Linked DNA regions of Homo sapiens: regions 1 and 2 are each linked to region 3. A link is an interaction called in ENCODE POLR2A ChIA-PET data of the cell type or tissue named here. Cell type or tissue: OCI-LY7. All regions are shown on one strand. Each heading gives the region's core, and the rest is flanking DNA. Links, peaks and the distances in the headings are about the cores only. Region 1 overlaps ZNFX1 (zinc finger NFX1-type containing 1). Region 2 overlaps B4GALT5 (beta-1,4-galactosyltransferase 5). Region 3 overlaps PTGIS (prostaglandin I2 synthase).

Evidence for each region. ChIA-PET counts read pairs that join two places held together with the same protein. Peaks named below come from ENCODE experiments on the same cell type or tissue, not always from the same donor. Only the 100,000 strongest peaks of a DNase experiment are listed, where the experiment ranks them.
Region 1: POLR2A ChIA-PET joins it to region 3 with 6 read pairs; 4 of 35 experiments call an interaction of 5 or more read pairs at or near these places.
Region 2: POLR2A ChIA-PET joins it to region 3 with 5 read pairs; 2 of 35 experiments call an interaction of 5 or more read pairs at or near these places.

Annotation. Positions count from the first base shown.
Region 1 is chr20:49,260,201-49,265,732 of GRCh38, reverse strand. It overlaps ZNFX1 (zinc finger NFX1-type containing 1), which reads left to right. Exons shown (of 14, transcript NM_021035.3): 5 at 869-1,017; 6 at 2,250-2,399; 7 at 5,156-5,270. Among named protein-coding and RNA genes, the nearest start is that of ZNFX1, 15 kb to the left of the region's middle. In OCI-LY7, for the core only: no CTCF peak of the experiment used is centred there; no DNase peak of the experiment used is centred there.
Region 2 is chr20:49,641,443-49,643,942 of GRCh38, reverse strand. It overlaps B4GALT5 (beta-1,4-galactosyltransferase 5), which reads left to right. Exons shown (of 9, transcript NM_004776.4): 4 at 293-417; 5 at 1,359-1,475. Among named protein-coding and RNA genes, the nearest start is that of B4GALT5, 71 kb to the left of the region's middle. In OCI-LY7, for the core only: no CTCF peak of the experiment used is centred there; no DNase peak of the experiment used is centred there.
Region 3 is chr20:49,498,979-49,504,510 of GRCh38, reverse strand. PTGIS (prostaglandin I2 synthase) reads left to right here. Exons shown (of 10, transcript NM_000961.4): 10 at 1-637. Among named protein-coding and RNA genes, the nearest start is that of KCNB1, 19 kb to the right of the region's middle. In OCI-LY7, for the core only: no CTCF peak of the experiment used is centred there; a DNase peak (open chromatin) is centred at 2,440.

The DNA.
Region 1 (5,532 bases), core at 1,347-3,846, 240 kb after region 3:
CATTTTTTATTTTTTTATAATCTATTTTATGTATCGCTACCCTAGATGAGGATTGGTCCTTTTCTTGCTGTATTCACATATCCTGGCACATATTAGGCACTCAAAAAATACTAAATAACATTAATGGATGAATAAATATATGCTTTTCCTTTATTTTTATTCTTCTATACCTCCCTTTCACCTAGATAAATCTTTATTCTTAGAGTCTGAGTTTAAATATTAGATTCTTAAAAATAGATCCCTACCCCACCCAGACTAGGTAATGTCCCCTGCTACCAGTACTCACTACATTTATTGCTGCCGTATTAATTATTTAATGAGTAACTTCCTGCCAGAGACAAAGAAATGATAACAAATCAGAAACTGGGCCTATGTTTCTACTGCTATATCTTCAGAACTTGGCACATGCCTAAAACATATGAGCAATCAGTAAATCTGCAGAGTGAAAAATATGTAACATATCCTGGGTGCTTGCTTTGTGCTGGGCCCTAGCTAGGAGCTTTAAAGATTTTCTTTCATTTATCCAGACTGTAGCCCTATATGGGAGATATTGCCATCTCTAAATCACAGACAGAGAAACTGAGACTCAAGTCACTTGCCCCAGGTTACACAGCAATAAGTGGTAGAGCTAAGAGTTGGATCCCTAGTTGTCTGATTCCAGAACCTGTACTCTTTAAGTGCTACACTTTACTGCTCTGCAGGTCACATCTTCTCGGGGACCTTCTCACTCATTAATGGGGTAAATTTCCTTTAAGCACAAGTTTATTCTCTAAGGGACCAGACTAGATCCCAAATACACACAGCTCTCACCTGAGAGAACCTAGCATAAGCTCCTCTCAACCCTGCCATGCTCCACTTTGTTCCACAGGCATCTACAATTGTCAGAAGACCAGCATTGTGCGGGTGGGTGGAAGGAGCAACAGTGAAATCCTGAAGCAGTTCACCCTAAGGGAGCTGAGGAACAAGCGGGAATTCCGCCGCAACCTCCCCATGCACCTCCGAAGGGCCTACATGAGTGTAAGTCCCAGCTCTGAAATATCTGGGGTAGTTCAAGAGGGACCTAAACAAGATAGCAGTGGCTTTCTGGGTAGGCAGCCCAGGGTAGATTTGGAGGCTCCTCAAAGCTCTGGAGGACCCAGGTTCCTTTCAGCATTCTATTCTGCCAATCCCTTGGTATGACCTTTGCCTTCACAATCCAAGATGGAGAAAAGACAAGGAAACACTGCCCATCCCCACCCTACCTTAACGCTCCTTCCCCCATACCACCCACAGCACCTCTGTGTACAGCCAACTGACCAGGGAAATGTCATCTTTTAGCTGGGCAGCAATGTGCCCAGTCAAAAATCTGAGTTCTTATTACTAAGGAAAAGAGAGAGAACAGATATTGTGAGCCTTGAAGTCTCTCCCACAGTATTCTTGGCCTGTTTGTTTTTCTGTTGTGTAGGTTGAGCATCTCAAATTGGAAAATCCAAATCCAAAACTTTCTGAGTGCCAACATTATTTCTTTTTTTGAGACAGGGTCTTGCTCAGTCACCCAGGCTGGAGTGCAGTGGCACAATCTCGGCTCACTGCAACCTCCACCTCCTAGGTTCAAGCGATTCTCTTGCCTCAGCCTCCTGAGTAGCTGGGATTACAGGCGCCCGCCATCACACCTGGCTAATTTTTGTATTTTTAGTAGAGACAAGATTTCACCATGTTGGCCAGGCTGGTCTCGATCTCTTGACCTCATGGTCCACCCGCCTCGGCCTCCCAAAGTGCTGGGATTACAGGCGTGAGCCACCGCGCCCGGCCCAACATTATTTCACATTTTGGATTTCCAGATTTGCAATGCTCAACCAGTAAGTATAAACGCAAATATTCCAAAATCTGAAACACTTCTAGTCCCAAGCATTTTGGATAAGGGATATTCAACCTGCCACCACGCCTGGCTAATTTTTGCATTTTTAGTAGAGACAGTGTTTTGCCATGTTGGCCAGGCTGGTCTTGAACTACAGACCTCAAGTGATCCACCTGCCTTGGCCTCCTAAAATGCTGGTATTACAGGCATGAGCCACCACACTCAACCGATACTAGTTCTTTGGTTTCAAGACCACAATAATGTGCCTTGGGAAATTGGTTTGTTGACCAGTCTATTTATTTATTCTCCCTCCTTACTGTTCCTGTCTTAGCTTTGCTTTCCCTCAAGGTGAGGACTGAGTTTGGGGGATGATGATATTTCCTCATCATTTCTTTCCCTCTGTTCTTGGAAGATCATGACACAGATGAAGGAGTCAGAGCAAGAGCTTCATGAAGGAGCCAAGACCCTGGAGTGCACCATGCGTGGTGTCCTACGGGAACAGTACCTGCAGAAGTACATCTCACCCCAGCACTGGGAAAGTCTCATGAATGGACCAGTGCAGGTAGGGGTCATCCTGGGGGACACAAATATGTCTCTGGCCTCAGTACTTTGAGGTAGCCTCCAGGAGAAGCATCAGTCCAAAACTTTACCTGTTTGATAATCTGATGCTGCCACAATGTGTAAAGTTCCCTTTTGTGATGAGAGGCAGCTGAATATGCTGGTCAGGAACAAAACTCGAACCAGCCTGTTGGGTTTTAGTCTGAGCTTGGCTCTGGACAAGTTACTTAATTTTCTGTGGCTGTTTCCCCTTTTATAAAATGGGGATAATAATAAGCATTAAGTTGAACCATATGAAATTGCCAACATCTGTAATATTGATTTGCAAAAAAGGCAATTTCTTACAGATCTTTGTTCTTACAGGATTGTTATTTAGATGAGCAAGGTGATATTTGTAAACTTATTAATTTAGTAACTGTACTATAAGTGTTTGTTAAATGAAATGAAGAAAATCATAACCAGAGGCAAACTAGCACAGATAGAGAACTTGGGAGTTGATAGATATAGTCATGCAGACTGACTGTGTGACTTGGGTTCATGTGATCCTCAGCAATCAAACATGGATAATAATAATGCCTACCTTCAAAAGATATGGTAAGAAATAACTGAGACAGTCTCTGTAAAGTGGCAGGCTAGGAACCCAGTGAAATGGTAGCTTTGTTACCATTAGGTTGCTGATTTACAGGATTACAAACCAAAAGCTTACAGAGGTCATTCAGGTCTTACAAATAAGTGAAGCAATCTAGATTTGAAATATTAAGAAGCGGAGAGGACTGTGGCAAACTAGAACAGATGTGGTAGCAACCCAGCTCCAGCCATTTGTTGCCATTCAGTAATAAACAGTCATTGCTGCCATAGCTCCTGATTTTGTCAAAATAGGCTGGAAAATTTTTTTAATTCTTTTTTTTTTTTCTTCTTTTTTTTTTTTTTGAGACAGAGTTCTCACTCTCTCACCCCAGGCTGCAGTGCAATGGCGCGATCTTGGCTTACTACAACCTCCGCCTCCCGGGTTCAAGCGATTCTCTTACCTTGGCCTCTTGAGTAGCTAGGATTACAGGCACCTGCCATCATGCCTGGCTAATTTTTGTAGAGACAGGGTTTCACCACATTCGCCAGGCTGGTCTTGAACTCCTGACCTCAGGTGACCCGCCCACCTCGGCTCTCCAAAGTGCTGGGATTATAGGCATGAGCCACCGTGCCCAGCCCTTTGATTTTTAAAATTCTATACAAGTCATGTTAAATGTTCCAGTTGCCCAAGGAGATGCCAGTTCACAGCCTCTGAACTTTTTTTTTTTTTAACAATATGATGTTTCTTTTTTAATTTTTTTTTTAACTTTTAAGTTCAGGGGTACGTGTGCAGGTTTGTTACGTAGGTAAACTTGTGTCATGAGGCCAAGCGCGCAGTGGCTCACGCCTGTAATCCCAGCACTTTGGGAGGCCGAGGCAGGCGGATCACGAGGTCAGGAGATTGAGACCATCCTGGCTAACACGCTGAAACCCCGTCTCTACTAAAAAAATAAAAAAATTAGCCGGGCATGGTGGCGGGCGCCTGTAGTCCCAGCTACTCAGGAGGCTGAGGCAGGAGAATGGTGTGAACCTGGGAGGCAGAGCTTGCAGTGAGCCGAGATCGTGCCACTGCACTCCAGCCTGGGCGACAGAGCAAGACTGTCTCAAAAAAAAAAAAAAAAACTTGTGTCATGGCGGTTTGTTGTACATCACCTAGATATTAAGCCTAGTACTCATCAGTTATTTTTCCTGCTCCTCTCCCTCCTCCCATCCTCCACCCTTCAATAGGCCCCAGTGTGTTGATCCCCTCTATGTGACCATGTGTTCTCATCATTTAACTTATAAGTGAGAACATGCAGTATTTGGTTTTCTGTTCTTGTGTTAGTTTGCTAAAGATAATGCCCTCAAACTCCATTCAGGTCCTCGCAAAGGACATGATCTCATTCTTTTTTATGGCTGCATAGTATTCCATGGTATATATGTACCACGTTTTCTTTATCCAGTCCTTCATTGATGCGCATTTAGGTTGATTAGATGTCTTTGCTGTTGTGAATAGTACAGCCTATAAACTTTAAGGGAATTACTTTTGATTCTTTTTTCTTTTGAGATAGGGTCTTGAGCCCAGGCTGGAGGGCAGTGGCATAATCATAGCTCACTGCAGCCTCGGCCTCCTGGGCTCAAGCAGTCCTCCCACCTCAGCCTCCTGGGTAACTGGGATTATATGTGCATGCCATCACACCCAGCTTTTTTGAGACAGAATCTTGCTTTTGTCACCCAGGCCGGAGTGTAGTGGCACAATCTCCACTCACTGCAACCTCTGCCTCCCGGGTTCAAGCAGTTCTTCTGCCTCAACCTCCTGAGTAGCTGGGACTACAGGCATGCACCACTATGCCTGGCTAATTTTTGTAGTTTTAATAAAGACAGGGTTTCACCATGTTGGCCAGGCTGGTCTCAAACTCGTGACCTCAGGTGATCCGCCTGCCTCAGCCTCCCAAAGTGTTGGGATTACAGGCGCAAGCCACCACGCCCAGTCTTTTTTTTTTCTCTCTTTTTAAAGACATAGGGTCTCACCGTATTGCCCAGGCTGGTCTTGAATTTCTGGGCTCAGGCAGTCTTCCTGCCTTGGCCTTCCAAATTGCTGGGATTACAGGCATGAGCTACCATGCCCCAATCTGCTTTTGATTCTTTGAGGAGACCCAGCCTTCACATTGGTTGTCATAGAATCCTCACAAATGATCATTCTTCTTTCCTTAGGATAGTGAATGGATTTGCTTCCAGCACTGGAAGCATTCCATGATGCTGGAGTGGCTAGGTCTTGGTGTCGGTTCTTTCACGCAAAGTGTTTCTCCAGCAGGACCTGAGAATACAGGTAAGAAGTGCATGTCTTCCTAGAATCAAATCTTAACGTAGAATATAGTAAATACCAGAACAGTGAGACTTAAAAATAATTCCCAGAATAAATAAAGAGCTATGAGTCAATCAGAGAAAGACAAATAGCTTAATATAAGGAAAAGAGATAAAATACTTTTTTTTTTTTTTTTTGAGATGGAGTTTCACTCTTGTTGCCCAGGCTGGAGTGCAGTGGTGTGATCTCGGCTCACTGCAACCTCCACCTTCCAGGTTCAAGCGAT
Region 2 (2,500 bases), core at 1-2,500, 140 kb before region 3:
AAAAAAAAAAAAAAAAAAAAGCTCAGCTACTGTTTTACTTAAAGTTTTCATTTCTACCTGGCCCCTGACAGAAGCAGAACTCTAAAGTCTTAATTCCTTGATTTGCCTCTTCACCTTGAAAATAGTGAGGAACTGAAATACGGTGAGATGGAAAGCAGAGGAAGGGACTTCCATCCTTGCTAAAAACAAATTCAGCTGAAAAAGCATTGCGCTCTCCAGAGACTAAAACCCCAGGCATAGGGAAACCTATCATTTTCTGACCTCTTAATCCCTTTTCCCCGTCTCTGTTCAGAGGGCCCAATAGACATAAACATGAGTGAAATTGGAATGGATTACATTCATGAACTCTTCTCCAAAGACCCAACCATCAAGCTCGGAGGTCACTGGAAGCCTTCTGATTGCATGCCTCGGTGGAAGGTAGGGTGTGAAGTCACAGCCAAAATGCTGAGAAGCCCACCTGGGGTTTGCCTTTGGTCCGAATCACCATGGGATTAGCTAACCATGACATTTTGTCATTTTCATCCTACCATTCCATGCAAATGTAGAAACATTTTAGAGGAATGGGTTTCCACAAGGACTCTTTTTGTAGATACAGAAATTTGCATTATTCTGATGACCGAGCAAGACCCTTTGGTCTTCCCACCAGGAATATTAACAAAGCAAGGGGATGAGGGCGTTGGTGGTCTCTAATGACCCATTTGCAGAAGTCATCTACAGAGTCAGTGCTTCATTCCTGTTCTCCATTGGTTACTACAAGATTAGTGGATTAAAAAGCAAAGTTACCTGGCTTGACATTGAGATTTAGTTTTTTTCTGCCTGACCATAGTCAGAAGACATCAGTAGTTTTCGTTAAGCTGTGACCCCAGCTGAAGTCCATTCTTTCAACAAGTATCTATTAAAATGCGTATTCTGTGCCAGCCTCGTTAAGTGCTGCTGATGCAGCAGATCTGGAACACATCAGTATCCAGCCCATCGCTGGGAAATAAAAACAGTTGAATAACCAGCATTTGTACATTGCACATTGTAAGGGGAAATACTGTTTTGTGAAGCTTGTTTTAATTGTAAGTTTATAGATGTATTTTTGTCACAGTGTAGAATGTGTGTTTTCCTATGAGTTATGGCCTAGAATAAATTATAGGCCTACTATGTACTATAAGATATGGTATATGTAAGAATCACATTCATCTAGGTCCAAGGGCCAACTTGCCAACATAGATCTTTGTTTAGAGAAAGCTGAGGACAAGATAGCCAGCCTCCCAGAACTCCCATGGGTTGGTCAGCAATTCATCAGGGGTGTCCTGCTAAGGAGTGAAAGCTGAGAGTCCTAACTGTGCTTCTTTTGCTGTAATCCACTCCAGGTGGCGATCCTTATCCCCTTCCGGAACCGCCACGAGCACCTCCCAGTCCTGTTCAGACACCTGCTTCCCATGCTCCAGCGCCAGCGCTTGCAGTTTGCATTTTATGTGGTTGAACAAGTGAGTAGTCCTTTCTTTTCCTTTCTTTTTTCTCTTCTGAGACAGCAGTTTAGGTTGCTGCAAGCTAATCCACTGTTGGTGTGAAGAGCCAATAAAACTGAAATCTTAGGATCGAGTTGCCTGAGGTTTGAAGGGGGAGCAGAGAGCAATTCTGTGCTCCTGGTTTGAGATGTCTGTTGCCCAGTACTGGGCACACTTGAATCCAGGAGAGAGCTTTGTTGGCTCATGAACAAAGGCCTCTTGTATTATGGTTTTGTTGGTGCCTGCAGGCTCCAGACCCAGGAAGTTCCCCTTAAGATAAAGAGCTGCAGCAAGGTACAGCACAGAGGATGTGGCCTTGGAGTCAAGAGACCTCAGTGCTTGTCATGTCTGCTGTTAATCAACCAAGTGGCCTGGGACATTTGCAAACTTCTCTAAGCCTGAGGGTTTGGTTTTGTTTTAATCTTAAAAATATTGGTAGGGAACCAGATATAGAGGTCACAAACTGAAGAAGACCGCATGGCAAATTCAGTCTGTAAATCTTTTTTTTTTTGGTCCTGCATATATTTTATTTGCCTTTAGATGGAACATGACTGTCCTACTGTGGTTTTCTCTTGCCGGGCCTACTTTATATGTTTACATTACTGACTTGGCTTCTGTAGGCATTTTGAAGTATGTGATCCTTGAACTAGAGGTGCTATATCCATAGATAAACAAAAGGTTGACAGATTTCCCTGAATACACTGATCGTCAGTCTGAGGGTCTTTTGCATGCTCACCTCTCTCTATGGGCACACTTTTGAGTCTCACAGTCTGAGTTGCTGTTAAGTGGTCACCCTGGAGCTTGCCTTATACTGGAGTGAGAAAAAAGCTGAGCACCACTGTTCAGCAAGGCTGGGCATCTGGGAAATGCTAACGGTCTATCTGCCGGTCCTAAGTTGGGTATTTTGATAGTGGCAAGGGGGAGTCAATGTAGCTGTAACACTAATTAGGCTGTTAACTGATTTGAACTGGTTTCTTCATGAGCCACTGAATTCTTTGTCCATA
Region 3 (5,532 bases), core at 1,493-3,992:
TGTTGGTCAGGCTGGTCTCGAACTCCTGACCTCGTGATTTGCCTGCCTGGGCCTCCCAAAGTGCTAGGATTACAGGCATGAGCCACCATGCCCGGCCTAAACTTTGTTTTTAAAATGAACTTTTTTTCCCCCCAATTGCTGCCAATAGTGGATAACATGTATCACTCACTGCCAAAAATAGAAAGTGACCATGAAAAATAAATTCGCTGGGGAAGGGGGCTCCATGCTGGTGTGGCCAAGGCTGAGAGCTCTCTCTTCTCTGTTACAAAACGAGATAAGCAAGTGTTAGAATTGCCTTAAGGCCACACTGGCATCTCCCTGACCTTCTCCAGGGACAGAAGCAGGAGTAAGTTTCTCATCCCATGGGCGACCAGGGCCATCTCCTCCCACCAGTGGCCCCCACTCACAGGGAGCTGGCAATGCCCTACCTGCCTGTTCTCCAGATGGAGAAACAGGCTCTGAGATTTCACAGGTCTTGCCCAAAGTCATTGATTTTGATGATTAAAAAGAATAAACACAGTGTTTCCTGAGTAGCAGTGATTGTTATGCCTTGCTATTTTAATAAAGATTCTATTTTCGTATAACATTGTCAAGTGGAAACATGCTGAAATCTATTAAACCATCTTTGTTTGTGGAACTGCCTCTGAGTGTGATTCTGATGGAGGGCATTGGCCGTGCCTGGAATGGTGAGGTCAGCTCTTGGGACAGGAGAGCACAGAGCATCTACTCTGTCCCTTGCTGTGGGCCCAGGCCTCTCACAGACAGAACTGAGTCACACCTTTACCCACCCTCCAAGGCATAGATGAGTATCCCCGTTTTTACAGAGAAAGAAACTGAGGGTCAGAGAGGTGAAGTGGTTTGCCCGAGAACGTGTGGCTAAGAGGTAATAGACCTGGAATTCAAATGCAGGACCCTCTGCTGCCTGAGACAGTGTTCAGGATCTTTCTTTCAGTGATCCTCCGGCTGGCAGCAGAGGGACTGGGTACCCATTAGAGCAGGGGTCCACAACCCCTGGGCCACGGATCAGTATAGGTCCTTGGCCTATTAAGAAATGGGCTGCACAACAGGAGGTGAATGGCGAGTGAGTGAGCAAAGCTTCATCTACATTTACAGCCACTCCCCATCACTCACATTACTGCCTGAGCTCCACCTCCTGTCAGATCAGTGGCACCATTAGATTCTCATAGGAGGGCGAACCCTATTGTGAACTGCACAGGCGAGGAATCTAGGTTTCGCACTCCTTATGAGAATCTAATGCCTGGTCATCTATCACTGTCTCCCATCACCCCCAGATGGGACCATCTAGCTGAAGGAAAACAAGCTCAGGGCTCCCACTGATTCTACATTATGGTGAGTTGTATAATTATCTCACTATTTCAAACAATGTAATAATAATATAAATAAAGTGCACAATAAACGTAATGCACTTGAACCATCCTGAAACCATACCTCCCACCCCCACCCCTGGGTCGCTGGAAGAATTGTCTTCTATGAAATCAGTCCCTGGTGCCAAAAAGGTTGGGGACTGCCGCATTAGAGGACTTTGGGGTAGACCCTGGTAACAAGCAGACAACACAAAAGCTCTCTTTAAAATTCACCGGATGCTGTCCATCCTTCACCAGAATGCATGCATTCATGTTAAAATAAAAAAGAAGGGGTGAAATGGATTAAATAAGCCTTGGGAGAAATAAAAAGAGAAATTTGGTTTTTTCTCTCAAATCTTTGTATAGAAATAATATCCCAGGGCAGATGTGCCTCACGTCAGTTTCCTCATCTGTGAGGAGGTCATGGAGGCACATCAGGTGGGATGGGATTTGGCAGTGAGTGACAGACTTCTCAAAGTAACATAGCAACATGTTATATATTAACATGCTTTCATTCAATACCACAGGTTTTTTTTTTTTTTTTTTTTTGAGATGGAGTCTTGCTCTGTCTCCCAGGCTGGAGTGCAGTGGTGAGATCTCAGCTCACTGCAACCTCCGCCTCCCGGATTCAAGGGATTCTCCTACCTCAGCCTCCTGAGTAGCTGGGATTATGGGCATGTGCCACTACACCCAGCTAATTTTTGTATTTTTAGTAGAGACGGGGTTTCACCATGTTGGCCAGGCTGGTCTTGAATTCCTGACCTCAGGTGATCTGCCCACCTCGGCCTCCCAAAGTGCTGGGATTACAGGCATGAGCCACCATGCATGGCCACATTTTTTTTTTCTCTTTCAAGCAGATACGGGAGGCCAGAGGTGGTGTGACATCTCCACAATCATGAGGTTCCCTCCTTTCTGGACCCTCTAGCATCTGTAACCAGTGGTTTCCACCTCAGGGGCCGTTATGGCTGCTTAAGCTCCAGCCATTTTGTCCACATTCCACCCAGCAGGAAAGAGGGTGAAGCAAAGAAGAGAAAAACCCCTGCATTCATCCCATTGGTCAGAACTCAATCACATGACCACAGCTTGCTGGACAGACAGGAGGCTGGGAAATGTAGTCTTTCTCTTCAGGACATCAGTATGTGCCCTCAGAGGGGTACCATACCCCAGTTTGAGAAGTGCTGCGTTATGCTCTCTTGTTTACCAGTCATGGTCTGAACCACATGGCAGGGCCAGAGGGACAGGGCTTGGCTTCCCTGAGCCGCTGACCTAGCCTTTGTTATAACCCAGGTCCTAGTGATCTGCAGCTCCAAGACTTTGGCCTTTCATACCCTTGTACCATTAAAGTCAACAGAAAGACCCAGTGTTTTATTTTGCCAGGTAAGGACATTAAGAAATACATTTACTCCTACTGTCAGCTTATGAAAGGATATTTTAATACCCCTAAAGCAGAAAGGTAGGTTTTATATTGGAATTAACACAACCACTCACTCAAAAGTCTATATTGAATAGCCCAAAAGGTGGAAACAATCCAGATGTCCACCAACTGATAAATGGATAAGCAAAATGTGATGTATCCCCCATTCCAATGGAATAATATTTGTCAATAAAAAGGAATCAAGTACTGACATATGCTACAACACAAATGAGCCTTGAAAATATTATGCTAAGAGAAAAAAGCCAGTCACAAAAGGCCACTTATTATAGGACTGAATGTACATGAAATGTCCAGAATAGGCAAATCTATAGAGACATGAAGTTGGCTAGTGGTTTCCAGGGATGGGGAAATAGGGAGAAGTAGGGAGTGACCACTAATGAAACCTACTAAAATGGATCACTGTGATGGTTGTGAAATTCTGTGAATGTACTAGTAAATGGGCAATTTTTTTTTTTTTTTTTGAGACAGGGGTCACACTTTGTCACCCAGGCTGGAGTGCAGTGGTGTGATTTCAGCTCACTGCAACCTCTGCCTCTCAGGCTCTAGCTATCCTCCCACCTCAGCCTCCTGAGTAGCTGGGACTACAGGCCTGAGCCACCATGCCTGCCTGGCTAATTTTTGTTTTTGTATATTTTGATAGAGGGGGGTTTTGCCATGTTGCCCAGGCTGGTCTCAAACTCCTGGGCTCAAATGATCCTCCCTCCTCAGCCTCGCAAAGTGCTAAGATTATAGGTGTGAGCTGCTGTTCCTGGTCATGTGGGCAAATTTTATGATATATGAATTATACCTCAAGAAAGCTGTTATGCACTTTTTAAGTAAATATTTTGAGCACCTCTCATTGTACCAGGCACTGTTCTAGACAACAGGACCCGGCAGTGAGTAACACAGACCAAAAAAATGATATATCCCTGTCTTCACGGCGCTGACATTCTCATGGGAGAAACTGTAAGAAATGAGGCAAATAAGTAAAATATAAAGCAGTTCAAATGGAGATAAGTGCTTTGGAGAAGAATAAAGGAGTCAGGAGATGGGAAGTGAGATTTGAAAGAGAGTGAGCAGGAATGGCCTCCCTGGGGGAGCTTTGAACAGAAACTCGATGGAAATGAGAGGAGCAAACCACTGGGGCATCTGAGGAAAGAATGTTCTGGAGAGATGCAATGGCAAATGTGAAGATGGGAAGCTCTGGGGCAGGTTCTAGGAGCAGGAGGGAGGCAGTGTGGCCAGCAGCCACGGAAGGCTCTGGGCAGAGAAGGGCCATGGTTTAACTTGTATTCTAGGAGGATCCATCTCACCGTGCATGCTGAGGGCTGGGAAGCTGGAGACCAGGGAGGAAGGGACTGCACTAGTCCGGGCAAGGTCTCTGCCCTCATAGATTTCACATTTGGGCAGCAGAGGCCATCCAGTAAAGAAACAAATCAGCATAAATACAGTGTCAGATGCTGAGGACAAGCAAACAGCAGGAGGTGATGGATGCTGACACGGAGATGGATGTGCCTGTGGCCTTGGAGGCAGTCAGGAAAAGTCTCCAGGCAGGTGGCGATAGGAGTTGAGATCAAGATGAGAGATCGCAGCTTTGTAAAGAACTAGAGGAAGAACATTCCAGGAGAAAGAGACTACAAATCCAAAGAACTCTAAAGAGGCAAGGGGTTTGGTGTGCTGGAGAAAGAGAGCATCCCAGGAAGGCTGTGGCTGAGTGAGGGGGTGGCAGGAGCCACTCTGGGAGCAGACCTTGTCAGGAAGAGGAGGCTGGGCTTTATGCTAAGTGCCCTGGGAAGCCATGAGAGAGTTTAAGTAGGAAAGTAAATCACCATCATCCTTTAAATGGAATCAATTTAGCTTTATACAAATCTCATTCCATTGTCCCTGTTTTTTCTCATTCATTTCATGATGGACCAGTGAAAATGCAAACACGTTATTGGTCTGGCATTTGGGAGTCATGGCCATTTGAGACATGGTTCAGAGTGTGTGTCTGCAAGGATGGGAGGGTGATGAGTTGGGGAAGAGCTGGCAGTGTACTATCTTATTGCCCCAGGACCTTCCGTGGAGCTTCACAGTGGCCTGGGAGAGACAAGGCAGGTGCACCCATGCTATAGTTAGGATGTTTGACCTTTGCAAACCTCATGTTGAAATTTGATTCCCAATGTTGGAGGTGTGGTCTAATGGGAGGGGTTTGGGTCATGGGAGTTGATCCCTCATGAAAGGCCTGGTGCCCTCCCCATGGTAAGAAGTGAGTTCTCACTCTAGTAGTTCCTGCAAGAGCTGGTTGTTGAAAAGAGCCGGTGCCTCCCTTGCCTCTTTCTTGCTTCCTCTCTTGCCATGAGGTCTCTGCACACACGGGCTGCCCTTCCCCTTTCAGCATGAGTGGAAGCAGCCTGAGGCCCTCACCAGAAGCAGATGCCAGTGCCACATCTTGTATAGCCTGCAGAACATTGAGCCAAATAAGCCTCTTTTCTCTATAAATTATGCAGCCTTAGGTATTCCTTTATAGCAACACAAATGGACTAAGACAACTCACATTATGCAAATCTGGGAGATTGACCTTTGGGACATCTGGATCCTTGGGATGAACAGGGTCTGTATGTGACTTTATTTCAGGTGTTCTAAGAGCTGACCACTGCAGAAGAGACACTAATTGATTGGCCAACTTCCTCACTAGAAGAAACCCTGGCTTTCTTCAGATATTAGGCAGCCTTGTGCTCAAGAAAATGGGCCCAACCTCCAAATCAAGACAGG